2 separate regions of the Homo sapiens genome follow, and region 1 is linked to region 2. Evidence: read pairs that join two places in POLR2A ChIA-PET (ENCODE). Cell type or tissue: OCI-LY7. All regions are shown on one strand.

The links. ChIA-PET counts read pairs that join two places held together with the same protein. Peaks named below come from ENCODE experiments on the same cell type or tissue, not always from the same donor. Only the 100,000 strongest peaks of a DNase experiment are listed, where the experiment ranks them.
Region 1: POLR2A ChIA-PET joins it to region 2 with 16 read pairs; 2 of 35 experiments call an interaction of 5 or more read pairs at or near these places.

The regions. Positions count from the first base shown.
Region 1 is chr10:2,085,776-2,088,275 of GRCh38, reverse strand. No RefSeq gene overlaps it. Among named protein-coding and RNA genes, the nearest start is that of MIR6072, 11 kb to the right of the region's middle. In OCI-LY7, no CTCF peak of the experiment used is centred here; no DNase peak of the experiment used is centred here.
Region 2 is chr10:2,011,804-2,014,303 of GRCh38, reverse strand. It overlaps LINC00700 (long intergenic non-protein coding RNA 700), which reads left to right. Exons shown (of 3, transcript NR_040253.2): 1 at 1-169; 2 at 846-1,057. Among named protein-coding and RNA genes, the nearest start is that of LINC00700, 1.3 kb to the left of the region's middle. In OCI-LY7, no CTCF peak of the experiment used is centred here; no DNase peak of the experiment used is centred here.

The DNA of each region.
Region 1 (2,500 bases), 74 kb before region 2:
ATCCTAACACACTTGCCCATTTCAACATTTTCAGAATGGGAAAAAATGTCTTTAGGGCACAGTTAATATCCTTGTCAAAGACTGAGAAAGTCTGTCAAGATGGTGCATGTCCTATGTAAGATGAGAATTTGTGAGACAGAAATTGTATGTTTGATGAGTTGAATTCCAAGTCTCCTTTTATCATATTTTGTGCAGAACATTCATTCAATGCAAGAGGATCATCAAATCCCTAGGTTTGGGACATAAACATTAACAAAAGGCACCATCTGTTCCTGAAGGAACTAATGGGATGGCTTAGTCAAGAAGAGGGACGTCAGCTACAGTGACAAAAATCCCCACGTCTCAGTGGACTCATGACAGAGGTGTATTTCCCTGTTTTGGTGCTTGTCCATGTGGATTGATGGAGACGTTTAGCTCACTAAGGACACTTAGGGACCCTGGCTGGGGACCATCTCAAGGCATGTTTTCCATTGTCCAGCAGGAGAAAAAAAGAAATATGGAAGATCTTCCCTAGCACTTAAAGTGACCCTTTGGAAAAAACATCTCTTATGCTTGCTCACATTTAATTGGCAAAGCAAGTCACATGGCTGCACCCAAATTCAGAGGTGGCAGAGTAGACGTAAAGTTGTCAGCAGCCCAAACAAGTAAGAGATGCCAACATTGGTTTCTAAGTCAACTGCAGAGGGCTCTCCCTTCCCCTATCCTCCTCCCTTCCTCTTCCCTCCCCTGCTCTCCTCCATTCCTCTCCCCTCCCTTCCTTCTCTCCTTCTCCATTTCCTCCTTCCCTTTCAAGCTACAAAGAAGACCACTTTTAAAAGCCAAAATATAAAAGTTAGAATGTAAATAGAAAAACTGAAATCATTTGTAATAGAATAGACAGTGTCCTGGATGCAGATGCCCTCTCCTTACCCAAGTCTGTCCTGAGGGCAAGGTTTACTGAGTGCATCCTTTACTGTTTTCTCCAGCTGTGATTGTGAGATCTGAATCTGAAAAGAAAAAACATCCAGTTACTTAGCCCTAAAAGATTATTTCAGGGACCGCCTGTAAATATTTCTTGCTATTGATTGGATTCTGTAATCCATTTATTTGGGGAGCTGATTTTGGCATCACCCTCATTTTTGTCACTCCTATTCTGGAAGGCTCTGTGGCCACAGCTGCCCCATCATTGCTGTGCTCACCACGCCCTCTGCAAGCCTATATGTCCCACAAGCACCACTGTGTGTCCTGTCCAGGTCTTTCAGAACCAGGTTCTCGTTCATGTTCAAAGCCTCCATTTACTATCTGATAAGAGTATAAAAACTGTTTTTATTTGAATCTGCAATGGCTGTGCAAAACCGCTTAACTATCTTTAGAATATGTGGTTATGGTTTAAGACAATCTAACCCTGTAAATGTTCAAGACTACGAGTCTCACTAAGTCATTTACTCAGATGCAGACTGTGGGAGGTTAATTAGCAATAAACTGATGGCATCCCATGCCTCCACTGGGAAAGAGGAAAATGTCAGAGATGAAGAGCTGTTTTTTTTCAAACTCTTAGAGGAAAAACAATTTTGAAAAATTTGAGTCCTAGAAAAGAGAAGAGTGCTCAGCAGAAAATAATTTCTCTAAGAGTCAAAAACTGAACCTGTGACTTCCAGAGTTCTGTTTCTTAGTAACAGTGACTAGGAAGGTTGTGCTGGTGTTATGTGTCAATACAGGTACTCTTTCGAAAACCACTAAGAATAAAGTGAGCTAGAAGCAAGTTAGATTCACTTGAGTGAGATTGAAAGGATATAATGCATTTTTTTGTTAATGAAGATCTTGGGGGAGAAAGTGGAAAAGAATGGAAAGGAGGTTGAGTGTGTGTCCTGTAAGCATAAATACTGACGCCAGAGCTACAGGTGTGTGTATGGGAGCCAAATTCTGCAAGCCCCGAAACCAGAATGCAGGCAAGACAGAACATAAGAGGATGTAATGGACTCATGTTAAAAAATAAGAGGTAATAAGTAAATGCCAGTGATAGGATAATAAATGTGTATAGATGGCAAGCTAGGAGGAGATGTTGCCATAGAAACAGAACTTAAGAAAAGAAAGAGTTGGAAACTCCTCTTGAAAATGGTAGAATGATTAGGCTAGAAAGGGTGCAGGTCACTAACACAGCCATCTTCATTTCACCACGCATATTTCCTGCACCTCCCGATAGCGGCACCATCCTCCCACACAGATGCTGTCACAGGAGGAAGAACAAACAACATAAAATAGAAGAAGAGAAGAAAAGGAAGACCATGGCACACAGATGATGCAAGGAGAGAGAAAAATTTATCCTGAAACAACCTAACTTTATGTCTGTAACTTAACAACTGCTACCTAATTTTTAGTAGAATAGTAATTTTATTTTATTTTTTAAATGGCATAAACCCACTGTAGATATTCAAGCAAGACAAATAACACAAGCAAGACACGATACATTATCCCCAATTTTAACACCAGAATTTGTATTAAGTAATTTTTATTAGGTAAT
Region 2 (2,500 bases):
AGACCAGACAAAATGAGAATCCAGTTAAACAAGTGCATGAAATATGCCCCTTAGTCCACTCAGCCTGCAACACAAAAGCACAGAACAGGCAGCTTCTAAACCACAGACATTGACTTCCGTTCTGGAGGCCGGAAGTCCAAGATGGAGGGTCCCGCAGATTCCGTGTCTGGTAAGAACTGCTGTCTGGTTCACAGACGGTGCCTTCCTGCTGTGTCCTCATATGGTGGAAGGGCCAAGGAGTTCGGCAGGGCCTCCTACATGCAGACAGGAATTCCATTCACAGGGGATCTGCCTTCAGAGCCTAATCACCTTCTAAAGGCCCCACCTCCTAATACACTCGTGTTGGGGGTGAGGACTTCAACATGGGAATTTGGGGGAGCGCACACACTCAGATCACAGTAGGCCCCAACGATAAGAGAGTGTTCACCTGAGTTTAAATAGGGTTTGTTATTAAAATTAAAAACCCAAAAGTCCTATAAACCAGAGGCTGAACTACTAAACAAACACAAATAAGGTCTTATGCCTCTCCCATGCATTTCATACCAATAGAGACATCTGCCTATGACTCTTTCAAGAAATCCCTTATTTAGTGAGATATGAACTGGGCTCCTGCGATTTTACAGAGCTTAACATGATCAAAATTAGCCCCATGGACTAAAATTGCATTTGCACTTTAAGGAATTCTCTGTTCATATGACTATACTGAAATATTACAAGCTACCATTTCCTGCTGTGCATTGATTTTGAAAAATCATTTTACTGTGCTAAAAATATACCTAATATGTATGTTCTAAAAAGGTCTTTTTCTACAGAAACATTGGCAAAATCATCTTCATTGTTCATAGATTGTTGCAGCAGATCCAACTGAAGGATACACCAACCATTTTAATCGGACACAAAAGAACAGGCTGTCCTCACCTGACCACCACCCACAACAACCGAACTTTAATCAGACACAAAAGAACAGGCTGTCACCTGACCACCACCCACAACAACCGAAGGGCAGGGTGAGTCCATTTAGAGTCTCGAGAATTTCAGACGTGCATTCACTTTAAAGGTGAGATTATATTAATAGCAAAGTTTAAAAGTCACATTATACACAAAATTAATGAAATCATTAAATACCATAAATCTATTTTGAAAAATATTGCCTTATGAAGTAATTCTTATAGTTTTAATGAAAAATTATATAGCACTGTATTATTCATAAAGAACAGTAAATATTATTTTTCCAGCAGAAATACAACTTAAAAATGGAATTCACATTTTTAAAACAGAACTTTAAATTCCATTTTACTTCGAGCCTATCAGTATTTTCTGAAATGTGTCTAGAGTGCACCAGAAGTGTGATTTGAAGAGGACAAATGGTTTTCTAGCTCCAGAGTGGTTAAAATATAATCTGGGTAAGTAAGGAGAAATGGAAGTGCCTAACGAATCCAACGTGTGAGAAAAGCTGGTGAAGACAATTCATGGGGGATTTGATGCTCTGTGTAAAACAGAGAAGGAAGAAAGCCATTTAGTTGTGAAGGAGGCCCTTCGCAAATACCAGCAAAGGCAGCCCAGGACAGGGACGCTGGCCAACCTCTGCTAGAATCACGTTGCTGCTAGATAATGCAATGCACAAATAAAGTAACAGATCCAATAATGCAAATTTTAAAAGGGAGAAATTATGTTTATTTGCAAGTGATATGAAGTGAGGGGGAAGCTATTGCTTAGAATAAGCCCATATTTCCAGCAGGGCTCAGGACCATGACCCCAGGCTGAGGACTGAGGGTAAAGTGCCACTTGCCACATGGGGCCTCCGGGGGAAGTCGGGAAGAAACCTGCACAAGGATGAGACCGTCCCCCAGCAGGACTCCAGGACTCCATCCCCAGGGCCATGGCCACCCCAGGGCCATGCATGCCCAGAAACACCCTCCATTCCCTGCAGGCAGGAACAGCAGGTGCAGCTCCTCTGCCTGCCAGCTTTGGGACCTCTAGGACTGACCGCTTCCTGTCTGGACACCAGTCCTGTAATGCTCTCATCCTTGCTGTCTGAGCCTGGCCAGTTCCTACTGCCATCTCAGACGGCCTGTGGTCTGGTCCTCAGCAAACCCCTCTGGGCCAACTTCTTCCCTCCTTGTATCCTCACAGGCACCCGTTGCTGCCTCTGGCTACCCCCTGCAGCCATGCTGTCTTCTCTTTCACATCCTCGGCCACTGGCCTGGGGTGAGACTGGGTCCTTTCTCCTCATGCTCGGCCTAGAAGCTTCTCCCTCTTTCCTGCCTGGAGCCTTGCTTTAAACCCATGTCAGCACGTGACAGTGGTAGCTGCCTCTCTTGGGGTAAACAGACCTGACACGAGGTCAGGAGTGTCTGCAGCTTCTTTGGGAGCAGGAAGAACTTGGGCAGGGAGCAGAGAATGAAGACAGAAGTGGGGCAGCAGATAGGAGCTCACAGGTGCGTTATCAAGTCACCTCCACTGTATAGGGAGGAGATGCGGCCTCCAGGAAACTGAAACT